Linked DNA regions of Homo sapiens: all the other regions are linked to region 2. Evidence: chromatin contacts called from ENCODE Hi-C or POLR2A ChIA-PET data. All regions are on one chromosome and are shown on one strand. The core of a region is the stretch at or near the end of the contact, and the rest is flanking DNA. Distances in the headings are between cores, read along the strand shown.

Region 1 (3,283 bases), core at 462-2,961, 800 kb after region 2:
AAATCTGTCTCCTCACAAGACTGAGCTGCTAGTGGAGGTTACCATGTCTGTTTTATTCACAGCAAGTGCTTTGTAGACGTCTGTTGAATGAATTGTGCCTACGGAGTACGCAAGCTGGTGCTAAGGCTCCCCTCTGTGTGTTGAGTTGTGCCTGTCAGACTCCACTCCGGGTCCAGAACCTAGGGCTCTTCCTGGTCCAGGGCCCAGCCTGGGGCTGAGCCAGGAGGGCATATCAGCTACAGAAATCATCCTCACAGCATGGCCTTGAGTCACAGCCTCTTCACCTGCCTCCCCACAGCCACATCCTGGTCCTTGTCTTCACCTGATCTGCTTATGCTCAGAAGCCCAAAGCACCCAAATTCCGCTGCCTCAGCATAACCTCCTATCCCGCATCCCCCACACTGATCACAACACACCGCACCATGACCCAGACCCTGGCCTTTCCTTACTGCTCTCCTCTCCCTCCCACCCGGGGCCAGTCATCTTGAAGAAGTCTTCCACATGCCCCTGTCACACTCATCCCTTTACCAAAAGCCCCTACCCCATGGGGTGGGTCAGGCAGGCCCCAAGACAGGCCCGTATCAGGAGGACCCCTCTTCTCTCAGGGGCTGCCCTCTGGGATAACCACCCCCGCCCTTCTGGGTTTCCTGCTTCCTATCTGGCTGCAGTTTCTCAGGTCCCTTGTGGATTTCCCCATGGTCTGTCCCCACTCACATCCCCTCTCTGCAAACCTTGCCTACTGGGCCTGCACCTGGCAAATCCATGCTCAGCACAGACGGGGATCAAGACCTCTCAATACAACTGTCTCCTGCCAATCCCTGCCCCAGCAGCCTGAGGCCCAGTCTGAAACCAGGGAGTTGCTCTCCTTTCTCCTCCCTTGACCTCACCCCTCAGACCATGCCAATTCTGCCTCCTAAACCTCCCAGGCCAGCCCCTCCCCCAGCTCCCAGTGACAGTGTCCTCAGGTACCTGAGCTCAGCTCTCGGTGCTACCAGAGGGACTGCCAGGGGCTGCAGCCGGGCCTCCTGCAGAGGCTGAGTCCCACACGCAGGGAACAGCCATGCCACTGCTAGCAGACCAGTAAGAGAATGGCCACCTGGGGCCTGAGCGCCCTCGGCCATCCACCAGAAACAAAGTGTCAAGGAGAAGCTGCCCGAAGCCCATGGGACAAACCACTGGGGACTGGAACACCAGTAATTCTGTATTGGGAAGCGGCACCAAGAGATGTGCTTCTCAGAGCCTGAGGCTGAACGTGGATGTTTAGCAGCGTGACCGGCTACCAGACAAACTCTCATCTGTTCCAGTGGCCTCCTGGCCACCCACCAGGACCAAGCAGGGCGGGCAGCAGAGGGCCAGGGTAGTCCAGGTGATGGCAGATGAGATCCCACTGGGCAGGAGGCCTCAGTGAGCTGAGTCAGGCTTCCCCTTCCTGCCACAGGGGTCCTCTCACCTGCTGCCATGCTTCCCATCTCTCATCCTCCTTGACAAGATGAAGTGATACCGTTTAAGTAATCTTTTTTCTTGTTTCACTGATCTTGAGTACTAGAAAGTCATGGATGAATAATTACGTCTGTGGTTTTCTATGGAGGTTCCATGTCAGATAAAGATCCTTCCGACGCCTGCCCCACACCACCACCTCCCCCCGCCTTGCCCGGGGTTGTGGGCACCTTGCTGCTGCACATATAAGGCGGGAGGCTGTTGCCAACTCTTCAGAGCCCCACGAAGGACCAGAACAAGACAGAGTGCCTCCTGCCGATCCAAACATGAGCCGCCTGCCCGTCCTGCTCCTGCTCCAACTCCTGGTCCGCCCCGGACTCCAAGCTCCCATGACCCAGACAACGCCCTTGAAGACAAGCTGGGTTAACTGCTCTAACATGATCGATGAAATTATAACACACTTAAAGCAGCCACCTTTGCCTTTGCTGGTGAGTAGCTTGGATAAGACTGGCCTGCAGCAGTGAGGGGTGGTGGCTGCCTAAGGCCAAAAGGCCTCATGGGCCTTTCTCTCCCTTCACCCCCACAGGACTTCAACAACCTCAATGGGGAAGACCAAGACATTCTGATGGTAAGAGCTCAGCCCGTGGATCCCGATCCACTTCCTGCCTGGGTGACTTCAGCCATGTCATTCCATCTTACCTAGCCTTGCTTTCTTCATCTGTAAAATAGGGTTAATAGCACCTATCTCAGTGGGATTGTTATGACAATCAAATGGCACAATGTGCATGTTCTGGCCCAGCATCTGGCACTTAAGAGTTCAATACATGGCCACAGCCATGGCTATAATAATGAAAATGACTTTTAAATTAGAAAATGAAAAGGCAGTTCTAGGTGAGGAATACCAAGGGCCTTAAGGTCAGTGTTTGGTAGGGCAGACTCTGGACTGACAGACAGAAATTTCCCCCTCAGATGTGCCAGCTTCTTTTTCCCTTAAAAAATTGAGTTTGTGTTTTCCACCCTCATTGGCTGTGGCATTATCATTTACAGTTATTTTTCATGGTTCCAGTTGGTTGCAGTTGTTCTGTCTCACCTTTGCATGACATTTCTTGGGTCAAACAAGAAGTGGAAGCCTTTGCTGAGTTCCTGGGCCATCTGTGTTTGGGGCACTCACAGCTCACATGCTGCACCCATTTCCATGCTGGGGTCTCTGTGATTTTCTTCTTGATTTCTAGGAGACTTTAATTCAGTCAGGGCATGAACACTGTTATCAGCCTCTGAGCTACAAATACTTCCCTTGGAAAACCCCCTGTCTTTTGTAGAGCTTCTTTTTGGAGATATTTTTTCCCCCAAGTGCAGAAAGATCCACCTAGGTACCCCCTCCCCACCCATTTTTTTTTTTTTTTTTGAGACAAGAGTCTCACTCTGTTGCCCAGGCTGGAGTGCAGTGGCACGATCTCAGCTCACTGCTACCTCTGCCTCCTGAGTTCAAGCAATTCTCCTGTCTCAGCCTCCCAAGTAGCTAGGATTACAGGCATGCACCACCACTCCCATTTTTGTATTTTTAGTAGAGACGGGGTTTCACCATATTGGTCAGGCTGGTCTTGAACTCGACCTCAGGTTATCTGCCTGCCTCGGCCTCCCAAAGTGCTGGGATTACAGGCTTGAGCCACTGCGCCCAGCCCACCTAGGCCCTTTATGTAGCTCAAATGGAGCCAGAGACTGGGGGCTTGAGGAAACCAGGTCCTGCCTGCCACTCACTTCTAGGCCTGTGCCCTTGGGCAGGGACCCACCTGAGGCAAGAACGGGACTAGGAGGGAACCCGAGGATGTCCCCAACAGTGGGCTTG
Region 2 (3,369 bases), core at 90-2,589:
CTATAGATTACTTATAATACAATGTAAGTGCTATGTAAATAGCTGTTATATTGTATTGGTTTTTATTTGTATTTTTAAATTGTTGTGTTTTTTTTCCCAAATATTTTCCATCTGTGGTTGGTTGAATCCAGAAACGCAGAAGCCATGGATGCGGAGGGCTGACTCTGAATTATAAAGATTGTTACAAGGTGGGAAGTGTCATGGGATGAAAGGAAAAATAGTAAGGTAGGAAAGATGGAGAATTTTTTTTTTTTTTGGAACACGTGTCACTCTGTCCAGCCCAAGCTGGAGTGCAGTGGCCTGATGATGGCTCACTGTAACGTAACTCCTGGCCTCAGCCTCCAGAGTACCTGGAACTATAGGTACACGCCAACACACCAGGGTAATTTTTTTTTTTTTTTTTTGTAGAGACAGGGTCTCGCTATGTTGCCCACTCTGTTCTATTTTGAAGGTACAACCAACAAGCTTTCTTGACAGATTGAAAGTGAAAATGAGAGTATGAGAGGAGTTATGGATGATATAAAGTTTTTGGCCTGAGTAACTAGAAATCCTCGCCATCAACCTAGAATGGGGAAGACCATACATTACTTACAGGTTCGAGAGCTTACTTCAGTGGCATTACGCTATCCTTTTGAACTTACGATAAAGTTTTGTAGGCATTTTGGTGGACTGCTGGCTGCTAGATAGGGCACTCATGTTTCTGATTTCTGAGATATGTAAAATACACACCCAAAGGAATCACAGAAGTCTAGTACATGTGTAATTTTCACGCATTTCAAACCAGGTGGTTTAGCCAGCCTTAAACCAGTTAATGACTGATTGAACGATTCTGACTTTTACATGAAAAAGCAGTGGTCAGAGGATGGGCTCTCAACCGCTACTGAGAGACCCCTCATCCCACAACCGCTCAGCACCCACCCACCCACCCTCGCCTGTGCGCGTCCACCGCCCCACAACGTGCGCAGACGTCGCTCCTCCGCACGGATGTCCGCGGCCCGGGCCGGGGTGGGAAGGGGCTCCCCCACGCTCCCGCCCAGGTTTGGTCGCCATCTTTCGGAGCGTCCTTTCCCGCGAGTGCTGCAGTCCCGGATCTCAGGCGTCCGTTAGCTACAGAGGCCAATTCCTAACCCGCGCGGCTCGAATCCCGGGGGTCCCATCGCCTGCCGGCCGATTCGCCCATGCCGGAGGTACGGCGGGGGCGGGGCCTGGCGGGGGGCGGGGCCAGCACTGCGGTCGCTGCAGCTGCGCAACGGCGCCCGCCCCTCCGGCCGCTCTAGGGGCGCGCGCCGCCTCTCGCTCCGCCCAACCCGCGCGCGAGCCTGGGCGGGGAGGGGGAGCCAGGAAGCTGCGAGCGCGCTGGGGAGCGCAGCTGCAGGCGTTGGGGCGGCAGGAGCCGCGGAGCCGGCGCTGAGAGGGGCTGCGGCCGGAGCGGGCGGCTGAGACAAAGGCGACGGTGAGTGCAATGCCAGCCCCAGTCGCGCGTCGGCCGCCACGCCTCGCCCTCTCGGTCCCTTGGGCGGGGTCCCGAAGCCCCGAACCCTCGTCCCTGAGGGCTCTGGGGTGAGCGCGGCCCGGCCTTGCCAGCCGCGCGCTGCGGGCTGTGGGCTGAGCCTGCGTCTTCCATTTCAGGTTTGGGCGAGGTCCTCATGCCCTAGGACCCTGCCTTTGGTTTTTCTTCTGTTTCCTCTGAGGAATGGTTACACGCTCAGTTCAGAATTCACGGCAGGCGGACAGCTGAGGCAGCCAACTGACCGCCTGATGTAAAATGGAAAGGCAGACCCCCCCCCTCCCCCCAACTTTTCACGTCTGGAAGTCGGGAGGGTGGTGCGAGGGGCGGGCGGGGAGGGCCCGGGGTCTCTAGGTGAGGGTTTCGGGGAGCAAAGACACCTGGCTCCGGAGCTCCGACTCTTCGCCTGAGGCGCCCGACGCGTTCAGTCCGCGGGTCCTGCCGCGGTTCGCCCCGGGCCCCGGGCTTGAAAGCCCTTGGCTACCTCGTCGCGGGAGCTGAGCTACTCTTACAGGTTGTTTTACCCAGTGCTTGCAGCTTTAAGTTGCGATTTTAGGCAACGGGTGTGGTAGGTAGCGGCTCCTTGATGCCGCATTAACAGCTGAAAAAGCGCCCCGATCCGCTGACTTCACTATGTGTAAGAAACAACATTGGGGATTCCTCTTTAGCTTGCAATTATTTTAAATGATAAGCTTTTTTAGGGGAATTTTGGGGGGTGATGTGCAGTTTACAAAATCTAAATGTTTCGTTGAAGGGCCTGGCTTATAGTACGTGCTCAGTAAAGTATTTGTTGAATGAATGAATCTTGAAATATCAGACAAAGCTTATCTCACATCTAGTAAAATTTAGGCACATACTCCTTGATTATGATTAAGGAAAGAATGTCGGCAAACAGTATGTATTTTTGATATACGTTTTTTAGTTTTTGTCCCACATAACATACTGTTGATGAACAGTCCGTTCTTACTCTCAATATTATGAACATAGAAAATATATATCAAATTTGGATTTTCTCTTTTGGTTTGAGAGAAGTTGGTATACATTTTCTGTTTCTTAAAAACAGGCCTTATTTCTAATCTTTAAAAATAATGGAGAAGATAAAGAGGGAGTGGGATTGTATTTTGAAACCCAGCTTTCTGTTTCATTATGAATAAAGGAGTTTATGTGTTTTTGAGAAGGGACTGTGGTATGGTCTTGCTGCTTTTTGAGCAAGGGAGAACTCTAAATTTAGGGGGGGAAAAGCTAATGTTGCACTAATATAATAAAATGTCACCATTTACTCAACAGATATTCATTAAGCACCTGTTTATGGGCACAGGCAAAATCCGCAATTATCCTTTTCTTAAACTTGAATGCAAAGTTATTTCCTTATTATTGATGTCGCAAGTGGTGACTGTCTTAAACCCCTAGTGGCTATTTCAGTTGGGAAAGATGGCAGGTGAACTGCAGGAAGTGTAAATTCATAACAGCCTTTAAAGGTTAATAAGTAACTTTGTACAGCTAAAATTATTGGGTTAAGCTTTTATATTGTCAGTTTAATAGAATCTGTCTACATTTTAAAATGAAGGGAGGAAGACATTTAATAAGCTAGTGTTTTTATTATCTCCCTGGTCCCTATTAGGAGACTTTGGTACAGTGTATTGAAGGGTAATGTACTTCTGGTCCTGTTTTCTGTAAATAATCTTTGTAATAACATTTTCTGTTTTTAAAAATCCCCAGAGATAAACAGTAGATTCCTTTTCTATAAGAAATGTTTTAAAATAAAGCTTCATTTCAGGAATTTTATTTTGTCCTTGTGTTCACCACTTACAAATAAATGCATATAAACTTGATAGTGCTAAAAAGGGAAGGATTATTAGTAA
Region 3 (3,368 bases), core at 614-3,113, 750 kb after region 2:
ACAAGGACCCCACAGGGTGAGGGACTTTTTCTCACAGGCTGCTGATGACCCCGGTCACAAGTGGTCTTGCAGCCCCTAGACACCTCCCTGCAGCCACAGAAGATCAAGTCTTCAGAGAGCTGACCTTGGACCCATGGTTGGGTGGGGCCTCCTGAGGGTAGGGCAAAGGGGTCCTGGCAGTGGGGAGAGGCTCTGAGACCATCCATCACTCAGGCATTAAATGGTGGCTGTTACGACCACCATCACCATTATTTTAATTATCCTTGCCCTTTACCTCCAACCCCAGCTCTAGCCCTGCCCTTGTCTGCTGGATGTGCCTCAGGACCAGAGTGCCCCTGCACAGCCAGTCACAGACACTGGCAGACAGAAGGAGCTTAGGGAGCTGAGGGGATTAGGGAGGCTTCACTCACTCTCCCAGCTCAGGGGAAGTGTCCCTGTGGCCTAACTTAAGGAAATGGTGGGGGTGAAGGAAGTGATTACTAGGCCCACCAACCCTCCAGGTTCAGGCCTGATCCAGCCAAGCACTTAGCATTGGTTGATCAATTAAAACCTCGAATGGAATCCCAGTCTGCCAAATATCCATGTGACACTAGGCAAGTCAATTGACCTCTGAACTCAGTAAAAAAAGGGATGGTGCCACCGACCTCCTAGGGTTTTCCATGAATATTAAATAACACGTACAAAGCCTCAGGTAAAGATTTCAAGAGGGTCAACTTCCTCCCCTTCCTTGGCTCAGAAAAAGCTTTATTACCACTTCTGATGGTGCTGTTTGAATGTGAGATAATAATAAACACTAACATTCATAGAGCATTTGCTGTGGCCTAGGACAGGTTTAAGGCCAATTTAAGGATCAAGCACTGCACACAAATTATCAGGCTGAATCTGCACATGGGGGTTGGGGTGGAGGTGGAGATCCTTTAGTGGTATTATACTCTGGAGGACCCCAGGCTCAGAGAGGGGAAGTAGCCGGTGCAGGTGGTAGAACTGGCAGATAAAAGGGCCTGTGGTGAGACTCCAGGTGTGGGTGTATGGGGGGTTGAGGGAGGTAAGCGCGGAGGCGGGATCGAGCAGGGGTCCTTGTAGCCGCCTAAGAAGTGCAGTGGTGAAGCTGACTCCTGTGAGGTGGAGGGGAGGGGTCTGGAAACAGTGGAGACACAGCAGCCCTGGGCAGAGCAGAGGAGCCAGGTGAACCCTACCTTACAGAAATCTTGTACTCTGGCTGAAGGACGGGCAGGGAGGGGTCGTGAGGAAGCCCCTCGCCGGGATCAGGAAGCCTAGGTCAGTCCGGGTTACATAGCTGACCTGCTGTGGGACCTCGGGGACCAACACCCTCGGTTTCTGGTCCCAGGAGATGGACAAGGACGCAATGTCTGTTCCTGGCCTTGGCTCAGGGCCTAATCTGATCCGCGGATGGTCCTTGCCATCAGGGAAGGGGGACGCAAGAACTCGGCGGGGGTTTGTGGTGGGGTCGCAGAGAGCAAGCCCTATATCTCCCTCCGCAGACCCAGGTGCTCCCCAAACCCGGCCCGGAGCCCGCGAGAACTGGGGGCGGAGGGTGTACTTAGGCGGCCCTGGGGACCTTGACGGGACAGCTCAGCAGCAGGGGATGGGGGCTCGGCGGCCGCGGAGATGTAACACCTCCACCTCGGGCGAAGACCTCATAGCCTGCGGGAGATGGGAGTCCGGGACGCGGACAGGACGGGCACTTACCTACGAATAGCCAGAGGGAGCCCCCCGACACGAGGAAGAAGGTCAGCATGGCGGTCAGCGGGGCCCGGCCCGGCCCGGCCCGGCCTCCCCGACCCGCAGCCCCGCAGCCCCGCAGCCCAGCAGCCCCAGCAGTAGCCGCGCCGCCGCCGCCGCTGCCGGGTATTTTTAGCCCCCGCCCTCCGGCCCCGCAGCTCCCGCCTCCCCGCGCCGCTGCGGAGACGGCTCAAGGGGGAGGGCGCGGCGCGCACTCGCAACCGAGCCTTACTCCCTGCCCTGCAGCCTGGCCGGCCGGGTCTGGGGCTTGCCCCGCACTGACCGCGGTGTCGGAACCGCCAAGCTCCCGGGCGGGGGAGGGGCCCGGCCGCAGAGCGAACCAGCCCTCTCCGGCCCCGCTCTCCAACGTCAGTACCTGGCATTCTGCGGAAACCGGCTGGAAGGGGGAGCACGGGCGACGAGCGCCAGAGCGTGACATTGAGCCCACCCCGCCGCCACCCACCCCATCAACACGCGACCCTGCCCCCGCGCGACTCGCAGCCTGGGTTTTATGGCTGGGCAGGCTCGAATGGCAGCCGGGTCGCGGTTACCTGTCCTAGGAGGTGCACACTCCTGTGGGCTGTTGCCCGCTGACACCAACGCCCCCTAGGACCCGAGTTTGCAGACATGGGGAGCCTCCGGGTGCCACCTCTGCAAACCAGTGAGGGGAGGGAGTGGCAAGTGTTCACCTAGGCTCTGACAAATCAGGCAGCTAGACCAGATAGTGCCCAGATCATCTGGGGACGCACGAGTTCAGGTCTGAGGCTACGCAAGGTCACAGGAGACTCAGTGTGATCACAGGCTGCCATATGTGTTCACCAGTAGTAACATGGTCACAGGCAGCCACATGGAATCACAGGTGTCTCATGAGGAAATCATGATCTTCGTACACAACTGTATGTGGCACACGAGGTCTCAAGAAGCCCCTCATAGCCACAATAAATGGCCATATAGCCACACACAGCCACAGATGCCCACACTGCTGGGCTGAGGGCTTGGACACCTGTTGCAGTGTCTGCCATTGAAAGGAGGAAGCCCAGTTGCACATTTTCTGAAATAATAAGGGTAGGCATCCTGGTGGGCACCCCATGAACATCTGCACCTCCAAGCAAGATCACCTCTTCCCAATGCCCTTGCTTGTTTTCCTCAAGCATGCAGAGCCCACCAGGACTCCAGCACCGAGGACAGCGCTCAGGCAGCCGGGCCTTCTCTATACGCAGCCCTCCCAGGCCAGGAGCTGGCTGAGCCACAGCCCAGAAAGAAGAGGATAGAAAACCAGAGAGCAGAAGTCAGGAAGCAGAGAGTGGAAGAGCATGAGATCTCTTCAGGCCCACCAGAGACCATCAGCCATGAGTGCATGTGGGCTCACAGCTCAGCAGCTGGGTGTGTGGGGGGGCCTGTATCTGTAGTACGAGTACATGGCATGTGTGTGCCCAGGCCTGTGTGCACCTTGTAGTGGTGCAAGTGTGCAGATGTGTGCCTCTGAGTCACTTCCAATCTTTACAATAGGATCCTACACCTTCTCCATCATAGGATCTGGACTCCTGGGAGAGCTGCTCCAGCTTGAACTCAGCCACAGCCTGGCAGGGACTTTGCTGGGATCTCAAGCTTGGCAGGGCTCCTCC
Region 4 (3,458 bases), core at 379-2,878, 940 kb before region 2:
TAATGTTGTTTTGGTAGCAGTGTAAAGTATTCTTTATTATTTTGTAAATGTGTCCTCAAAATAACAGGTATTATTTTGGTATAATTCTAGTTAAGTAAAACTCTGGCAGAACTGTTAAGTTATAGAGTAAAAGACATTTCTACAGGTTGGTTAAACCCCTACTTATAGCTCCTATATATTACTCTTGTGAATGGCTGCTGATACCAAGCAAAGATTTTAAGGGTTATTAATTTAACTTCTTCTGATGTACTCAACAACACTTTCTAAAAATCACATGCAGTAATTTCCTCCTACTTACTTCAAGCATTAAGTGAACAGATTTGTATAATTTTGTATGCATAATTTTATTTTAATCTATAATGTAGGTGCCATCACTAAGTTCTGCTGAAGAATTGATTACTACAAATATTTTTGTTTTCTTTAATTTGGAATATATATATAAAATCTAGGAATACAAAATGCTGTATAATGGAATCCAAACTTTTCATTTTTTGTATTTATCCTTTAGAATAGTAAAAGTTCATGCATGCCTTTAGGACAATATTAGAGTAAGTTAGTAGAAAGAAATGTAGAATAATGCTATTAGGTTTTCTGTGTTTTTTCACTTTCCCATATAAAATGTGGTTTCCTAAGGTTAGATGGGAAAACGACAGTTGTTTTCTAATAATCTTAATTTCTAGTTCTGCTCTCAATGTCTAGCTCTGCTCTCTACAAACCATTATTTTCATTCTTTTTTATTTAGGTAGTAATTTGATATAATTAATACACTCCCACCCAAGGCACAGAAAAAATAATTATAACAATTCATTCTAACATGTGTTCTCCTTTAATATTGTTTCACAATGAAAATATGGACCTTTGGTAAAAACATAATTTCTCCTCTTCGTTTGAAAATGTAAAAATCATAGGTAGCTTTTGTGATACTAGGTGCTCAAATACTTGTAGTATTTTATGATAGAAACAACTCTGTCAAAGATTGTGTTAATCTTCTTAAGCAACAAGAATTCCTATTGGTCTTTTCCTTACACATTAAATTGAACCAAATAATTTCAAAAGTCTCAAAAGCTGTGAAATTATTATAATAATTGGAAATGTGTCAAAGTGTGGAGTATTTATATGACAATTTCATTTAAGCTTTCAGGGCACTATTGAAACACATTTCAACCTTAAATGGCCATCCAGGCAGAGGCTTTAGAAGTAAATTGTTTACATTGATTCACAATCCCATAAGCCTTTATAGTAAACTATCCTCTTTGAATTTACTACCTTGGTTAATTCAGCAGAAAATTGCTTTCTATTTCTGAGACCCGCTTAGAAGGCTTGAGCAGATTTTTTTTTAAAAAAATTGTTCTGCGATGATGATGAAGGGAGACTTGAGAATCCCTTTGAAAAATAGAATTGACTACAGACCGAACAGCCTGTGTTTATGGATAACTGAGCTTCACACCTCTCACTGAAGGTGAGAAAGTCCTATTGAAGATGACAAAGCCCTTATCACAGTGCCTGGTACAAGGTGGGTACCCAAATGTGTGTCCCTATAAGACAGCAGCAAAGAAACTGTTACTCCTCAAAAACTCTCATCTCCACTGAATGGGTATAGGACATAGAATCTTCCTGTACTTAAGCAACTTTTAAATAGCACTTTATACACTCTCAAAAGATCAATTACATCAGAGTAGCTATGGCTTGTGAAAGTAAAAAAGGGAAGTGAGCAATATCTTAAGAATACCTGGCAGATAAGAAATGCAGCTGTTATGATTGCCTAACTGACCACCTGTTTCCTGTTGAAGGAGCCAGTTGTACTAGTGGAGAGATTTTAAAAGGAATTAAAATACATTCTTCAAATTTACATCAAAATGGATATCATACTATCTACTGTTTCATGATTAAGAACACATACAAAGCCCTTCTTTTATCATGCCTATAGTTCCTGGTGTTCCTGAAAAGTTATAGTGAGACTCAACTATGTACTGAAAGAAAGGAGAGGTAGAAATCATACTCAGCAGCAAATGGGATGCCTGAATCTGAATCCCAGCTCTGCAGTTTACTAACCATGTGACTGTAGAAAATGTTCCAATCTCTCTTATTTTTCTCATCTCTTAAATGGTGATACTAATAATAGTTACATCCTAGGGTGTTGTGAGAACGAAATGAGTTAATATATGCTAAGCATTCAGAACAGCCTGCCAAATAATGAACACTACGTAAGCATTGACTTATTAATATTTTGTTATTACTTTATAAGCACGAATTTTCTGTAATCAGGGAAAGAAAGAGAAAAGCAAAGAAACCTTGATGTTCCAAGCAAGTAAATACTCAAGTTCATCCAGTTGTGTTTCTATCAAATGTGAGGGGTTTAGGAGTAGACTATCTTCTTTATTTTATACCTGATGGAACTTAGGCAAAAGGGAATAACTGGCTTGTATCAGATGATGTCAGTCATTGATTCAGTCACTTTCAGAGCTTTTCTTTTTATTTTTCTTTCCATGATGAGCATTTACTCTTTCAACAGCCAAAGATCATTTCCACGTTCTTCTGGTAATGAAACTGAGCAGGTGTCCCACAGAGCTGATGTTCGTGGTTTCTTTGAATAAACATAGAAGTTGGCCCTCCTAGTTTTAAAACCTGAGAAAGTTGCATTTGTCTTATCTGAGTTCCTTTCCAAGGAAACCAGCCATCAGGCCTCCCAAATAGTAGCAAGGAGCTGAAAGTCACCAGATCACTGCATTTGGACAATCAGATGCCCGACACTTTATCTGTTAAGTTTGCCTAACTGACCACTTGCTTCCCATTGACCAGCTGCTCTTCTTTACCCCTCCCTAATTCCTGTTTTCCCACACATGGTTACATTTCTTCCCTGCTATATCAGCTCCTAATTTTAGTCAGTCAGGGAGATGGATTTGAGACCTCCTGGCCTCTTGGCTGCAGCACTCTATTAAAGGCTTCATCTTTGGCAATACTTGTTTCAGTGATAGGCTTTCTGTGAAGCAAGAAACAGGATCTAGACCGAACATCTGGTGTTTTGGTAACAGTAAGTGAACACAATTTCCTTTGAAAGTTGTCCCTCGCTGACAAGGATGCCAGTTGTATTTCACCAAGCCCGGTAAGGGTCATTGACCTGCGCCTGGCCAGGCAGCCAACGTATTGTTGGATGAATGTTACAAAAGAAGGGCTGCTGATCTTTTATATGGCGCTTAATATATAAATACTGGATAACAGAAGCACACTTTACTCTGAGATCAGTGGGCTGACATCATGTAAACTTAAGGCTGTCTACAAATATGGCATTCCCATTTTTATCTTCCATCTGGGGGAAGCCCAGCAGCAATGGAGGAAATGAGGCCAACACATAAAGTGAAGCAGAGCTAATGGATGAAAGAAGAATTCTGATGGTATCATTTAAGTATCCGGAGTCTTGAGACCTTTCCTACATCTGGATTTCCAACATATGAAAGCTA

What was found. Hi-C counts contacts between places; a loop is a spot of excess contacts on that map. ChIA-PET counts read pairs that join two places held with the same protein, here RNA polymerase II (POLR2A). Pooled maps may share reads with other maps.
Region 1: a pooled map shows a loop between it and region 2 (2.4-fold over the local background). The contact joins the promoter of IL3 here to the promoter of CDC42SE2 in region 2. A Hi-C loop is called at or near these places in 1 of 50 pooled maps. POLR2A ChIA-PET finds 5 or more read pairs at or near these places in 2 of 52 experiments (Panc1 and activated CD8-positive, alpha-beta memory T cell).
Region 3: a loop to region 2 is called in a map with no recorded cell type, with 3 times the contacts of the local background. The contact joins the promoter of ACSL6 here to the promoter of CDC42SE2 in region 2. A Hi-C loop is called at or near these places in 1 of 37 single-sample maps with no recorded cell type and 2 of 50 pooled maps.
Region 4: a pooled map shows a loop between it and region 2 (9-fold over the local background). The contact joins the enhancer-like site here to the promoter of CDC42SE2 in region 2. A Hi-C loop is called at or near these places in 5 of 37 single-sample maps with no recorded cell type and 5 of 50 pooled maps. POLR2A ChIA-PET finds 5 or more read pairs at or near these places in 1 of 52 experiments (OCI-LY7).

What each region holds. Positions count from the first base shown.
Region 1 is chr5:132,058,944-132,062,226 of GRCh38, forward strand. IL3 (interleukin 3) reads left to right here and starts at 1,712. Exons shown (of 5, transcript NM_000588.4): 1 at 1,712-1,925; 2 at 2,024-2,065. The coding sequence starts at 1,764. LOC105379174 (a long non-coding RNA gene) reads right to left here. Exons shown (of 5, transcript XR_001742531.2): 2 at 2,528-2,665.
Region 2 is chr5:131,262,714-131,266,082 of GRCh38, forward strand. CDC42SE2 (CDC42 small effector 2) reads left to right here and starts at 1,340. Exons shown (of 5, transcript NM_001375635.1): 1 at 1,340-1,453. RefSeq lists enhancers at 624-673, 1,802-2,619 and silencers at 794-863, 874-923, 954-1,603.
Region 3 is chr5:132,009,795-132,013,162 of GRCh38, forward strand. It overlaps ACSL6 (acyl-CoA synthetase long chain family member 6), which reads right to left and starts at 1,864. Exons shown (of 21, transcript NM_001009185.3): 1 at 1,711-1,864. The coding sequence starts at 1,759. It overlaps LOC124901062 (a long non-coding RNA gene), which reads left to right and starts at 1,662. Exons shown (of 2, transcript XR_007058933.1): 1 at 1,662-1,751.
Region 4 is chr5:130,322,548-130,326,005 of GRCh38, forward strand. No RefSeq gene overlaps it. Among named protein-coding and RNA genes, the nearest start is that of CHSY3-AS1, 420 kb to the left of the region's middle. Within about 2 kb of position 1,629, at least 3 of the 41 ENCODE cell types and tissues checked have a DNase peak (open chromatin) inside an H3K27ac peak, as active enhancers do; they include OCI-LY7, where a contact is called at or near this core.